Regions from separate parts of the Homo sapiens genome. Here region 2 is linked to region 1. The links are chromatin loops, found by intact Hi-C in ENCODE. Cell type or tissue: Caco-2. All regions are shown on one strand.

The links. Hi-C counts contacts between places; a loop is a spot of excess contacts. Peaks named below come from ENCODE experiments on the same cell type or tissue, not always from the same donor. Only the 100,000 strongest peaks of a DNase experiment are listed, where the experiment ranks them.
Region 2: it touches region 1 in a loop (12-fold over the local background); 2 of 110 quality-filtered maps call a loop at or near these places.

Annotation. Positions count from the first base shown.
Region 1 is chr4:142,564,307-142,572,306 of GRCh38, reverse strand. The region is part of intron 2 of INPP4B (inositol polyphosphate-4-phosphatase type II B); the gene reads left to right. It overlaps LOC101927613 (a long non-coding RNA gene), which reads right to left. Exons shown (of 3, transcript XR_007058285.1): 1 at 6,117-8,000. Among named protein-coding and RNA genes, the nearest start is that of INPP4B, 280 kb to the left of the region's middle. In Caco-2, no CTCF peak of the experiment used is centred here; a DNase peak (open chromatin) is centred at 4,906; H3K4me3 peaks cover 461 bases.
Region 2 is chr4:142,439,059-142,447,058 of GRCh38, reverse strand. The region is part of intron 3 of INPP4B (inositol polyphosphate-4-phosphatase type II B); the gene reads left to right. Among named protein-coding and RNA genes, the nearest start is that of INPP4B, 400 kb to the left of the region's middle. In Caco-2, no CTCF peak of the experiment used is centred here; no DNase peak of the experiment used is centred here.

The DNA of each region.
Region 1 (8,000 bases):
GTTCTTTCTGTGGGTGACACAAATGTGCCAATGCTCAGCACTTCTCAGGAAACTTGAGGTAAAATCATATCCTTGCACTTTAGCTGTTGAGCAGAATTTCATAGTTTTACATGCCAGTGATACAGAGCTTTATAGACCTAATTGAATTCAACAGCAGAGCAGTGTGACAAGCAATCTTCAAAGACACAAACGGCTTTGGAAAGAGAAGATAAAAGTAATGAGACCTACTACTGACAATCCAAGAAATGAATCTTTAGCATTGGCTGTCTATGGAGCAGCAATATGCAACTGAAGAATGGAAAAAAATGGCGAAATATTCACAAACTTATTTTAGTAACCCTGGTACAAACCAAAAAAGCAATTTATTCATTTATTCGCTGATTTATTTAATTTGCAAATATTTACTGAGTGCTTTCTATATACCAGGCACTGCTAAATACTGAATAACAATATAGCCTTCAAAAATACCAATTGGCTAAAATATGGGTCTCAAAAAAAAATAAATAACTTGTGCTCTGTTTACTTTTGGAATAATCTTATTCAAATTGACTCTTTGCCATTCTTTGCCAAAACCCTCAAAATATCATTTTATTTAATTCTATAATTGTTAGCAAAACTTACTTTTTCATTTTTTGGGACAATGTTTCCAGTCTATAGATAGATGTGAAATAAAATTATTTTTTGCTTTTTTATTGCAAGGAGATAATTATGCTGCTTATGCAAGAATTTATAAAGACTGAGGACATGTAGTAAGAATAAAGTATTGTTATTAAGTGAAACTCAGAACAAAGTTTCTCCGGCATTTATGATTATATATAATCATTACTGGCCTACTTTAAGGATAAATGTTAATCAGTATATGTGAATAATGATTAGCTGACTTCTTTCATATAACCAAATTAAATGGAAGTTAATGGATAGGTTAATTTGCTTGACTACAGTAATCATTTCACTGTATACATGTATATCAAAACATCAAGTTTTACATCTTTACACAAATTTAAAACATTTTTTTAAATTGCTCAGGATAACTAGGTTGCTGGGGTTGTAAGTCAAGGTGTGGGATCCAGATTAAAAATGAGTGGGAGGAAGAGAAGAGAAAAATAAAGGCAGGAGCTGGGTGGATTGGAAGCTTTTCTGGGGGTGCCAAGGCCCTCTTCCTCTTTTCCTCTTCACCTTCTGCCCCACTCCATGCTCTTTTTTTTTTTTTTTTTTTTGAGAAACATGAAAAGACTGAGTGAGGACTCCTGGAATTCTTTGGGATAGTCTCATGAAAGGGTAATTTCATGAGGTAGGGGTAGGGTCATGAAAGGATACTTTTTAATGGGAGCCAGGGAGAAAAACAGCAAGGCAATTATAAGATGCAACCTTAGAATAAGAAAGAAGGTCTGATGGTAGACTTTGGGTTTTTATAGGGTAAAATATTAATATGTCTTAGGGGTGAAAGTGGGGTTGATGAGATGTAGCAAAAAAGAAATTAGGCTTGACATGAAAGGAGAAGGGAAGTAAAATTCATTAACATTAGGGTTGGGTGTGCTACAGGTATGCAATGGGTGGTGAAATCTATGATTCCGAGTTCATCTGAGGTCTGTAAAAGCATTTTGTTATTTGAAAAAAACAGTTAAAATGAGTTAGATTGTTTAAAAATTGCTAACAAATTTTTTTATTCTTCTTTAAATATACTTTAAATGGCTTAATTATAGAGCATCTTCTGGGTGTTAGATTTCTTATCAAGTTCAGAATCAAGTCAGATCGTGCCTTCATGTAGCTTATAGTCAATTGTAGGGTATTATCTCCCCACTCAAATTAACTAAAAATTATTTTTCAACCAAACTTTCCATTTGTATTTTACTCCTTCCCTACCCAATTAAAACACTTTAAGAAATGTTACCCCTATTACTTCCCAATGGAAAAAAAAATACAGTAAAATATTACTTAATTTTTTTATTGTGCTGAAAATTTTCAGTGGCTATAGGAACAAGTGTAATAAGAGCTGTAAGTTAATTTTCAAATGAATGTTCAGGGATTTAAAAAAAGAGGAAGAATATGAGGCTCTTGGGATATGGTTGTTTACCAAGAGAACATATTATTAATGTCATTGAAACTCACTTTATTATTGAGTGTGAAATGAAATACATAAAGAAGCAATGTTAGTTTATTTCTGTTGGTTCATAGACACAGAAAAATGATGTGACTTCTTAAGTATATATTGTTATTCTCAATAGGGAGGCACAAACTAATTTTTCTCTTTAGTTGTGTTTATTCTCTACTTCCTGCATTTTTGGAAGAGGGGTTCTTGTTGATTCTTGCACCTAGCTACTCAACTAAGTCAATAAATTATATTGGAGGAGGAATGGAAGAAAAATAATGTTGATTTTATTTTATTACCTATGTATTTTGTACACACAGAAAATTTATGTATGAGAGGTGGCATTTGTTAAATATATGAATTTTTAATGTATCTAATCACTGTATTCTTTGTCAGTGGTAAGAGGAAAGCATCCTTCATTTTTCATGCGGACCTTTGTTTTATATGAAAGCTTTTCAGGGAAGAAAGCACAAATTCAATGAGCTATCAGAATGCGAATTTGGATGTTAGTGATAACTTTTACATTGCAATGAATCTTCTTAGAATATAATCCTCAATTTTGAGTTATCTATACCTTAGAGAAATTTTTACAACTACATTGCAGAGAAAGGAGCTAATCACCAGCATACACGGTGTCAAGGGTAGAGATCCCGTTAGAGACTGCCTGAGTTTCAGTCCTATCTCTTTTGCCCAGTTTCTCCCTTCTGTAAAGTAGTCATGATAACAGAGTTCACCTCATAGGTTTGTTTGTTATGCAAATTCAGTGATTTAACATTTATGAAACACTTAGAACAGACTTGGCACATGCTTAGCACTACATGGTTGGCTGTTAATAAGCAAAAGCAAGCAAACCACTCCTTTGTGGGGTAGAAACATATTTCAACATAGAGAGGAATATGTTGTTTTTAGCAAAAAAAAAAAAAATCCATGTTTATTTGCAGTGGTAGATATTTTGCATATTCATTTGCTTTTCATTTTTGTGTACTGGTTTCCAATAATGTGATATTTTTATATTATATTTCTTAGATGCTGATATTATCCCCAAAACTTTTGTTTCTACTTTTTTGTAAGGCAGAGAGACAGACTGTGTATGTGTGTACAATTGTGTGCAATGTAGCAAATATTATTTCCCATTATTATTCATACAGGCTAAAAATTTACATAGTATATTTAAGTAATTTGTTAATCTTATCTCTGATTTATCTAAAACATTTTAGGTAAACATCACAATGTTTAGTTTAAATTCTAGTCTCAGCAGTTACATTTGAAAAGGTTAAGTCTTATGACTTGTCAGTATTAATAATCCATTTGCAATTACCATACTAATTTGTTCCATATGCCTATAAAATATTTCTCTGAGCTACTAAATTATCACCTACTGAGAAGTTAAAAATATCTATTTGATACTTTTTCCAACAGAGAAGCAATTCTGCTTCAATCCTGAGTGGCGCTAAATTGTATATTGAAATATATCCTATCAAGTAATATCATCTTTGTAGCTGTTAATTATATCCATGATTATCTAACAGGATTATTAATGTATTTTTTTCTGCTCTCAATATATCAGTGATGGCAAAGAGACCTTATTTTGAGACTTGTCACAGTTCTAATTTGGATATTTTTGGAAAAATACATTAAGTACTCATGTTTCATTAACTTCTTTGGATACTTAGATATGTACATGATATAAAATAAAGTGAATAAGGAAATGGTGATGATAACAATGAAGTCCAATATCTAAATCTTTTCCTTATTTCTTCATTTAATTATTGCTTAAACATTTCTAAATCCTATTTGTATATGAAGAAAAACAAGAAGAGTTCCATGCCAGCAAGCCGATATCTGGGTGATTCAAGCCTTCAGGTAGTTCTGTGGCAGACTTTGGACCTTGGTAAGTTACCAGAAGTGATGAAGTTTCAGGTCTTACAAAGTAAGGCCAGAGTTGGGAAACACCTTGAAAACGAAAGAAACGACTTGAGAAAAAGAACTTCCTTGGTAAGATCAGACTGCTCTTTCTCCCTGTAATTTATAATTCTGTCCAGCAGCAAGTGGAAAAAAAAAAAAGAATAAAAAAAGAAAGGAAAAGGGGAAAGAATAATCAAAGCCAAACTAGAATCAGAGGGAAAGAATGCAGAGGGGAAAGGTTCAGCCTTGAGCTCACAGTCTCTCCCAGTTTAGCTCTGGAACTGTAATCCTTTAATTGAAGCCTTGCTCTGTTCCAAAGCATTCAGCTCTTATTAACAAATCTCATGAACTATTTGAAAAATATGATTGTTTGAGCCAAGCAATGTCTTAGGTAAATTTGTGTTTTAATTGCAAGCAGCTAGAGTATGCCTTGAGACTACTTGAATTGGAAATGGTTTTCTTTTTTTCTTATTCATTTACAGGAGCGTAAGTAAATAAAGAGCAATAATGAAAAACCTTCCTTACAGTATGTAATGAACTCACATTCTTATTTAAGAATGTGATTACTTTGGCTGTGGTGATTTACAAAGTGCTGTGTTTATGTAGGAGATATGCTTTTTAAAGTGTACCTTTTCCCATATGTATATATCTATTTCACTGTTATTACAGGTATCAGAAATAAGAAAAAATATTTATTGAGATAAACTTACTTATTTCAGCATATATTTATTCAACATTTTCATGTATTACCTAAAATGAAGGATACTTCTCTTGTTCATTCTACCTTTTCTACAGAGGGGCTGAGCCTCCCTGCTTCTTTTAACTTCATCATCTTCCTTTATCGGAAGGCTGAAGGGGGAGATAATGAGCTAAAGAACAACTTTCACCACCCACTGGGAGGGAACTACTGGAAGAGTGACTAGTTGTAGTTAGTGATCAGCGACATCTGCCCTGCCCCTCCTTTCCTGTCAGGGCAGCTGTGCTCTCGGACCCAGTGTGTGAAGTGATGGGTCTTCTGCCCACCCTCTGACCTGACCTCAGTTGTGTTGCTGTGTATGGATTCGAATTTATTCAAAGGACGATGTACTTCTACAGTATAGTTATTCAGAATGCAACACTTTTGCCAATTTATATAGGAAATGAAGACCGAAAACTCTAGCTCCTGACTGCTCTTAAAATAGGCTGAGACCTAGTGAAAATTAAATTAATTATACCAATGTCTTTCCCATCTAACCTACATATAAATATTTGAATGTGCAGGATCAGATACCTGATGTGTAAAAGGATAGCGTTTGAGGGGATGGTCTCTGAGATGGACCAGGCTCTGACAGTCAATCACGTGACTATCAAAAACCTTACAAGGCTCTGAACGTAGTCCTTACTTCTATATAAAGCCCAATGGAACTCACAGATGAAAAGAGAGCTTCACTTATTCTTTTGCTTTTTTAAAAAATGAGCTGGTTATAACTTTGCACATAAGTCTAATTGTGCACTTAGAAACTGATAGTAATAGAGGTTTACAGTTCTTTTCAACCTCCTGGAGAGTCCCAATACACACAGAACATTATATGGGCCAAAGAAACTTCTGAACCTAGAAGTGGGGTTTAAATACTGATTGTGCCTTTTACTGGCTTTGTAACACTGGACAAGTTACATATTCTCTGTAAACCAAGTGTCACATCAAAGGCAATCATTCCTATGTGTTATCCCTCTTTCCCAGATAGCAATCTCACCTTTTCTGCTGCCTACTAGACATTCTCTTTAGGATATCTCAATAATACCTTCAAATATCTGCCTGAAACAGAACTCCCTTCTTTGAAAGTACAGGATCACATTCCTTCTGCTTCCATTGACTCACCTTCTGCATAGACACCCAGGTGCCCTGTTTAGTAAATAAGACTCTTTTTTCCCCTCCTTTTACATCTCCTTCACATTCAATGCAAAAATCATTGCCATTATTCTTCATATTATTTCTGTGTTAACTTTCCTTTTCTCCATTTCTATGGCCATTACTCTGGTTGAGATTATTATGACTATGTGCCTGAAATAATGTAATAGATCACTTACAGGCATCAATGCCTTCCATAGCTTTCATTTCCACCCCCTTCATTTTGTATCCTACCTTCTGCTTCCAGTTTAATCTCCTCGAGGCACAGTTTTCATCCTGTCATTTTTCTTCTGTAAAGTCTTTAAATGGATCTCTTTGTGAACTGAATGAAGGCCAAACTGAAAGTGCCTCTAACACATATGAGTGTACGTACGTTGTAAAGTCTTTAAATGGATCTCTTTGTGAACTGAATGAATGCCAAACTGAAAGTGCCTCTAACACATATGAGTGTACGTACGTTGGTGTGTCTCTTATACTAGGTCGATGAGGCTCTGACAGTCAATGCACTTCCTCTGATGTTTTCTCATATTTAAATTCAGTTTTGCATTTTTGGCAAGGATACCAGAAAGTGAGGTTGTGACCTTATCAACATGTCTTATCCGAAGACTCTTGATGTCAATTTATTCCATTACTGAAAATGTTAACTTTGATCACTTGGGGAGGGTGGTGTTTGCCAGATTTCTTCACTACAAAGGCACTATATTTCTTTGTACTCTATAAGTATCTCATGGGAAAATAATTTGAGAGAATTTAAATATCCTGTAATTTATCACACCTTTGCCACTAATTTTAGTATCCGTTAATGATTCTTGCCTGAAACAACTATTACTGTGGTGTTTGCCAAATGGTAATTTTCTGGTTCAATAATTCCTTAACTTAGAAACAAGTTGTAGTTTTATAGTAAGGAAAAGTTTTCTTTTCTCCTTTACTTATTCATTCATTCATTTGTTCACTCACTTATTTGTGTTAGTACAGACACATGAACCCTTACGTTATTCCACAGGTTATAATCCCTTATGATCAAGATTTATTTTGTTATTCAGTGTTTCTGTATTTGACCTTTAGGATCACCAATCAAGTTGGCTACTTTGTCTTTTTGAAATGTGCCTATTCTTTCTTTCTTTCTTTTTAACTCTTTGGTATTTTCTAGCACAAAATATTTCAGGCTCATCTTATTTTTTCTCCTTCAGCCCTGGATTCAGCTGTTTCTCCAAGGAGCCATAGTTTTCTTATATTGGAGAGTGGTATTTAGAAACCAAAGTCTGGGAATCAGCTGGGCTCATTGGTGCAAGGGCATCCAGAATACCTGGCCAGTACTCATGAAAATCGTCAAGGTCATAAAACACAAAGAAAGACTGAGGAACTGTTTCATATTAAAGAACGCTAAGGAAACATGACAACTAAATGCGAAGTGTGTGTTTGGATTGGATCCTGATCCAAAAAAGAGCATTGGTGGAACAATTGGAGAAATTTGAATATGTTCTATAGACTAAGTAATATTCCATATTATATTATAACCTTATATATTTTGTCCATACCAGAGACTGATTTAAGAAAAATCAGTCTTAAATACTGACCTGAAAATAATATGAGAGTGCCTGAGTTACTCCATTTTTTTAAACCACTACTGGACTCCTCCCATTCCCTACAGTAATATTTTTCAAAGTGTGGTCCATGAACAACCTGCATCAGATACTCCAACATTCCATATTAAAAATGTAAAATTTAAAAATTTAAAGCCCAAAGTCTGGGCTCCATCAAAAACTTGCTGAATCTTAATTTATGGGTAAGAGAGTCCTCAAAAGTTCTATTCAGATCATTTTCATGTACCCTACTGTTTGAGGACTACTGGCCTAAGCCTTTATCAATATACTTCAATCCAAGATATTTATGGGAGCCTCCAGTCTTCCATGGTCTGGTTCTTATTAACTGCTGAGTTTCTTTTTTTTCTTTCTTTCTTTCTTTCTTTCTTTTTTTTTTTTTTTGCCATTCCTTAAGACACTACATTTTTCTACTATAAATTCCTGTACCTCTCTGCTTATGCCTTGCTATTTTACTTCTTTATACCTTTATCATTTCCTCTGCCTGACATAACTGTCCCACCTTACTTCACTTGAT
Region 2 (8,000 bases), 130 kb after region 1:
CATAATGACTATTTAAAACATAACAGATATAAAGAAAAACTTTTTTTCCTATTACCCGTTTTAAGAAATAAAACTTTCCTGATAGAGTTGAAGAATACTTGTTCCCTTCCCTGATCACATTTATCATGCCCCTCCTTAATTTCTCTGTAATGTACCTCTTGTGTATGTAGCCTTAAGCAATATATTAGGTTATTTTTAGTGGCAAAATTAGCAATTACTTTTGCACCAAGCTATAGAACCAAAGAGTATTGTTTTACAGTGTTTAATAATGTCTGTAAGTGCCATCGTCTCTCTCTCTGTCTGCCTTCCTGCCACTCACTCCTCTTTTCTCAGTACTTTGTGAAGTTTATCTATGTTGCTTCATAAAATGAAGAGCTCCTCATTTTCTCTACTGTAAAGAATGAATAAATCACAATATTATCTACCTTCTTGTTGATGGACACTTAGCCTGTTTTCAATATTTTATTAGAACTTGATTTGCTATGAACATTCTCCTAATTATCTTTTGATATGCATTTGTAAGAGTTTATCTACATTATATGCTTAGAAGTGAAATTACTTTTTAACTTTACTGGATATCACCAAATTATTTTTCATTGTGTTTGGAGTAGCTGCAGTTTATAAAAGTTTATGTTACTCTAAATCTTCATCAATATTTGAGGTTTTGAAACTAAAATATTTACTTATTGATGGTTATATTTTATATATAATTTGGTTTTAGTTTACATTTCCCTGATACTAGTGAAGTTGATAATCATTTAATATGTTTCTGGGTAATTTGTGTTTAATATATTTGAATTACTTGTTTTTATATATTGATAGTTTTTTTCCCATTGTTTTTACTTTATATTGATTTGCTCACATGATTAATATATTCTGGAAAATAAATCTTCATCAGCTATGTTTATGACACATTTTTTTTATCCTGCTTGTTTTAGATTTAATTTGCCCTTTTTCTAGTTATGAAGTAAAAGCTTAGATAATTGATTTGAGACCTTCTTTTCTGACATAAACATTTAATACAACAAATTTTCCTCCAAGCATATTTTGATATATAGTTTAGTGATTTTATTTTGGTTCAAATAAATATAAATGTTCTTTGTGACTTTCTTTTTGCTTTATCAATTACTTGAAAGTATATTGTTTAATTTTCAAATATTTTGAAATATTCTAGATATGTTTGTTAGTTATTTCTAGTTCAATCTCCTTGTGGTCAGAAAATGCACTTGTTATGATTTCATTTATTTTAAATTTGTTAAGGTTTCTTTTATGAGTCAGCATAGAAGCTGTCTTAGTGAATATTCCATAAGCACTTTGAAAAAATATGTACTCTATTGTTAGGCAGAGCATTTTATAAGTGTCAGTTAGGTCAAGTTGTTGGTAGTGTTGTCTAAGTATTTTATATCCTCACTGATTTTCTGTTTACTCTGACAATTAGAGGAATGTTTGTGTCCTCAAGTATTGTGGATTTGTCTATTTCACTTCTGTCAGTTTTTGCTTCATCTGTTATGAAATTTTTAGGTACATTCACATTTAAGATCGTAATGTCTTCTTGATGAATTAACCATTTTATAATTATATAATGTGCATGTTAGTATTCCTTAATGTGAAATCTATTTTGTCTGACATTGATGTGGCCACACCAGTTTTCTTGACGTTTTGTTCTTGTATTTGTTGTTTTTCAGTATTTTTGCAAATTCAGTCATTATCTGTTCAAATAATTATTCTTTTCTATTTTTTCTTCTAAGATTCAAATAACATATGTACTAGACTGCTTGAATTGTCACAGTCTACTGTGGATCTCTTTTATGCTTTTTTGCTTATCGTGCTTTTTCACTCTTTGTGTTTAAGTCTGGATAATTTTTTTTTCTTTTTTTATTATAATTTAAGTTCTGGGATATATGTGCAGAACGTGTAGGTTTGTTACATAGGTATACATGTGCCATGGTGGTTTGCTGCACCCATCAAGCAGTCATCCAGGTTTTAAGCCCCATATGCATTAGCTATTTGTCCTAATGCTCTCCCTCCCCTTGGCCTCCACACCCTGACAGGCCCTGGTGTGTGATGTTCCCCTCTCTGTGTCTGTTTGTTCTCATTGTTCAACTCCCACTTATGAGTGAGAACATGTGGTGTTTGGTTTTTCGTGGCTGTGTGTTTGCTGAGAATGATGGTTTCCAGCTTCGTCCATATCCCTGCAAAGGAAATAAACTCATTCTTTTTTTTCTTTTTGTGGCTGCATACTCTTCCATGGTGTTTATGTGCCACATTTTCTTTATCCAGTTTATCATTGATGGGCATTTGGGTTGGATCCAAGTCTTTGCTATTGTGAATAGTGCTGCAGTAAACATACATGTGCATGTGTCTTTATAGTAGAATAATTTATAATCCTTTGGGTATATACCCAGTAATGGAATTGCTGGGTCAAATGGTATTTCTGGTTCTAGATCCTTGAGGAATCGCCACACTGTCTTCTACAGTGGTTGAACTAATTTACACTCCCACCAACAGTGTGGTGGGAGTGTAAATTTTTCTTCATCCTCTCCAGCATCTGTTGTTTCCTGACTTTTTAATGATCAACATTCTAGCTGGTGTGAGATGATATCTCATTGTGGTTTTGATTTGAATTTCTCTAATGACCAGTAAAGATGAGGTTTTTTTCATGTTGGTTGGCCACATAAATGTCTTATTTTGAGAAGTCTCTGTTCATATCCTACGCCCACACTTTTTGATGGGGTTGTTTGTTGGCAACCTACAGAATGGGAGAAAATTTTTGCAATCTATCCATTTGACAAAGGTCTACTGTCAAAAATCTACAAGGAACTTAAATGTATAAGTCTGGATAATTTCTATTAGACTATCTTCAAGTTCACTGATTATTTCCTTGCCTGTGTCAAACCTACTGGTTAGCCTGTCAAAGGCATTCTGCATCTCTGTTATTATGTTTTATTTACATTTCTAGTATTTTGGTTTTATTCTTTCTTATAGCTTCTATCTCTGCTAAAATTCCCCATCTGGTCATGCAACTTCTCCACTTTTTCCACTAGAGTTTTTAGCATATTCCCTTTCTGTTAGTTCTAATACCTGGGTAATATCTGAGTCTGGGTCTCTTGGTATATATGTACATATTATTTTTTTGCTTTTGCTTTTGACACTTTTTCATCCTTCTCCTCTTCTGCCCCACTTTTCCTTCTCTTCCTCTTCTTTCTCCCTCTCCTTTATCTTCTTCTCTTCTTCCTCCCCTCTTTATTCTACTTTAATATTAAATTGTGCTTAGAGTGCGGTTTAGATGCCTGGAGACTGCTCTCCACTCTCCACTCTCTACTTTAAGCTTTCTTGGAAGTTTCTACCTGAGAGAGGTTCATTATTTGTGCTTGCATGCCCCCTCTGGTGGGAGGTAGCCTTCTGTCACCTGTTTCTTGGTGTCTCAGCCTGGTGGCGGGGGCAGAGGCATTCTCTATCGTCATCTTTCATGCTTGGTTGTAGACAGGCCCGATGTTCTTGGGTCTTGGGGTGGGACTTTCTCAGTGATCCGATCACTCTATAGTAATAAAGGATCAGAGGATCTCTAGTGGTGTCATCCCAGGAAGATTTACTGCTCCTCCCTTTCTAATTTCAATGAGTCTTCACCTAAGGTCAGCAGGGTCTGTCATTTTTGTTCTGTAGGAAAGAGGATCCAAGTGGGTCTTTGTACTTTTCCTGCAATTACTGCTGTTCCCCTTCAGCAGGCATGTACCTCAAAGGGACACTTTCTCCAGGCACCCACTCTGCTTCCAATCATTCTCATGGGCATTTGGGTGAGGTCCATAAAGAAGACCCTTTAGTCAGTGCAGAATACTCTTGAGTAAAGGCTCTCAGGAGTGTTATATTCTCATGCTAGCCCACAGATGACATTATATATTTTGGCTGAATTCTTATTACCAGGTTTTTTGAGGTCTGATATGGTTTGGTTGTATCCCTACCCAAATCTTACCTTGAATTGTAATAATCCCTATGTGTCAAGGGCAGAGCCAGGTGGAGATAATTGAATCATGGGGTCAGTTTCCCCCATACTGTTCCCATGGTAGTGAATAAGTCTCACGAGATCTGATGGTTTTATAAATGGGAGTTCCCCTGCACAAGCTCTCCCTTGCCTGCTGCCATGTAAGATGTGCCTTTGTTTCTTCTTTGCCTTCCACCATGATTGTGAAGCCTCCCCAGCTGTATGGAACTTTGAGTCCATTAAACCTCTTTTCTTTATAAATTACCCAGTCTCAGGTATGTCTTTATTATCAGTGTGAGAACAGACTAATACAGTGCCTGACATATCTTCCTACCATGCTCTGCTCCATGGAGACATGTAAATTTCCTTAGGTATCCAACTAGTTGGTTGCCCTGAGACCTCATCTGTTTTACTAGTTAAGGAAAACTTATGATTTCATGCATCATTTAAGTTTTCCTTGAAGTTAGGGTGGGAGTCATTCTTTTATATCTTTGTACATCCTAAATGGAAACTGGTACCTTCTATGTGACAAATATATTTTCCTAGTCCGTGGTTTGTTTCCTCACTTTTTATGACATCTTTTGCCCACAGAACATTTAATTTTAAAGTAGTCAGATTTATTCATCTTTTTATTTTTTTCTTCTCTCTCTTTTTTTTTTTTTTTTTTTGAGATGGAGTCTTGCTCTGTTGCCCAGGCTGGAGTGCAGTGGCATGATCTTGGCTCACTGCAACCTCCGCCTCCCGGGTTCAAGCAATTCTCCTGCCTCAGCCACCCATATAGCTGGGATTACAGGCACATGCCACCACGTCCAGCTAATTTCTGTATTTTTTGGTGGAGATGGCATTTCACCATGTTGGCCAGGCTGGTCTCGAACTCCTGACCTCATGATCCACCCACCTCAGCCTCCCAAAGTGCTGGGATTACAGGTAGGCGTGAGCCACCGTGCCTGGCCCATGTTTTTCTTATGGTCTATGCTTTTGAAGTTGGGTTGAAAAATCTTTTTCTACATTGAGTTCATAAATATGCTTTTTTATTTAAGAAAAAAAATAAAGCCATTGGTAAGAGCATCATCAATTTCAGATCATGCATCATTTTCTACTCACCTTCCTTTCTTTAATTATAGTGGATTGTACCACCTGGATTTTGCCTTGCTTGTATCTCCTTAATGTTCAATTCTATTTCTCTCTCTCTCTCTTTTCTGGCCATGTTACTTCAGCATTTAAATGTGCTTATGTATCCCAATTATTAAAAAAAAAAAAAAAGCTATTTCTTAACTCAGTGGCCTTATCTGCTTGAGAAATATCAGCTAAGTAGAGTGATGACACTGTTCCCTCTGTTCTTCCTACCTGCTGCTCCTCCCATCACTGACCATGCCTTTTCCAACTAACTTCTTTTCTTGTCCCCTTAAATATTTTTGCACCTTAAGATTAATTCCTCAGCCCTCTCTTCTTCTCACTATATGCATTTTTTTAGTGACTTCATGAATTATTTGGTTTTAACCATTAGCCAAATACACTTAACCAAAGATACTTCTCTAGACTTAATATTTCTCCAGAAAATTTAGACCCATGTGTGTTTCTAAGGCACCTCAGAACAACATGAGTAAAACTAAATTAACTATCCTTGACTAAAATTCCTTTTATTCTCTCCTGATAGGTTAGTGGCTTGTAATTTACTAGGTAGCATGATCTTTCTCTTTTGCATGAATTCACCTCTGATATCACATCTAATTCTATCACCAACATCAGGTAATTCTATTTAATAACTTAGAATCTAGATTCTGTTCTCTAATCATATACTTCTATCTTGGCTTAACCCTCATTATTATTTTATTTTCCTTGAATATTAACCTCTAAATAGGTTGCTTTTCTTATCAAGCTACCACCTTTCAGTACAGTCTTTACTTTTTGACACTGTAGTGGATTTTCTAAAATTCACGTATGATCATGTCACTCTCTTGCTTAAGTATATCTAATGTGGCTTCTTTCTGCTCTCATAATTAAGCTTATTCTCTCTAGCCTGGCCTTCAAGCTTTTTCTCTGATCTCCGCTTGTCTTGCTAGTTTTTCTCTGGAAGCAATTCTCATCTCAGATAAGGAATAACCACCACCATACACACAAAAATCTAATGGACAACATGAGGACAGTGCTTAATAATAGTATTTTATTCAGCATTTTTGCTAAATGAGTAGATTATAGCTGCTCTTGCCACAGGGGCCAAAATAGGTAAATGAATAAGATGATGAATATGTTAATTTGTTCCACCATAGTAACTATTTTGCCATATATGTGTATCTTATAACGTCATGTGCATATCTTAAATATACACAATAAAATGTATTTATTTTAAAAAAGAAGGAGACTCAAAGTTTTCAAATTGAGTTCTAAGAATGTATTTTTAAAGCTCCATGAGAGAAAAAGTGAAGGCAAGGAGTGAATGACGGGCAGGGGGTTAATAGGGCTTGTATTTCCCAGCCCACACCAAACAGAGCAGCTCTGCTTTTATCTGTTTTACATATAAGCCATTATATTTCATATGAAAAAATTTCATTGACAGGATAAAAAACATTAGGAAAACCAACATCTTGGATTTAGCCAAACTGAACTATTTGCAATTCTCTGACTTGTCATATTCTTATTTTCCCACATCTTTCATTCCTGCTGCTCCGTTGGCCTAGAATTGCCAGGACTCTCCCCTTCACGTAGTTCACTTCCTGGAGCCTCTTCCATGCAGTCATCCTGGATTTATTTGAGCCCTTATTTGGTGCTCTTTCCTTCTGCCCTATACTCTGATAATATCCCTTTCATGGCAGTTATCACATTCCACTGTAACTATTCATTTGATTTCCTCCTACTAAGACTGAATTCTTTTAAAGGCCAATCCTAAGTTAGTTATTTCTGTGTGCTCAGTGCCTTGCACATGGTGACTTCTTAATAAATGTTTGTTTATACAATAAATGGATGAATAGATTTATCTAGTGCTTATTGGAATCAATCTTGTTGCTATGGGGAAATAAGAGAATCAAATTTACGTTCTGACAGAGTTATTTTATTAAAAAGCAGAGGAAAAAATGTATATCTATAAAGTAGAAAATAAACAGTAATAAATTATGTGAGATAAGTTACTAGGGGAACTTAGGAGAGCATGGTATTGCTTTCAGCTGAAGAAAGAGAAGTCATCATGGATGAGGTGGCACTTAAACCTGGCCCATAGAATTTGAAGGTATGTCAATTAGGAATGTATCTGAGGATGATAGAATGGAATGTAGAAAGCCATTGGGTGTAATGTGACCCGTTTCTTCTGCATATTTGATATCATAGGTTGTCATCAACTCAACTCCATAACTGGCTCAGAGAGAGTTTTAAATTTTGGCTAGAAGCTGATAGGGAATACCAACATTAGAGAGTTTCTTTCTTACTTGTATGCTGCTTCATAGGAGGAAAAATTGATTAAACTCTTGACTTTGTGCATTCTTTTGTTCATGTCTCAGAATTTCTGTTCTGTCAAGAATCAGCCCAAATAAATACACACACATATAGATAGGTACATAAATTAATAAAATGTGAAAGAATCCATGAAGGAGGGAATATATTCCCATAGTAGTGTTTACTAAGTGTTTGTGTCAGTTTGGGTCTTTCAGAAACAGATGCCAAGATGAAATGAGACATGCAAAAGATTTATTGGGAGGACACTTGAGAAGGATAAAGGTGAGAGAGCAGGGTGGGAGAATCTTCAGACTGTAATACACCTGTATGACACTTCCACACAGAGACGGAAGGGGGAGAATTACACAGGAAGAGCCTCAGACTATAGTACAGCTTTAAGAAAGTCTTGGCCAAGCTGATGGGGAGCCCCAGAACAAAGATTGCTTGTTAGCAAAATCCCGCAACAGGCAGAAATGGCCTGACTATAATACTTCTGCCATGTGTAGGCACTTGGAGCGATCTAGGAGGCACATGGCTTCCCTGAGGACCTTGGAGTATTCTGCAGACATGGAGGCTCGAGGCTCAGACACCTGTA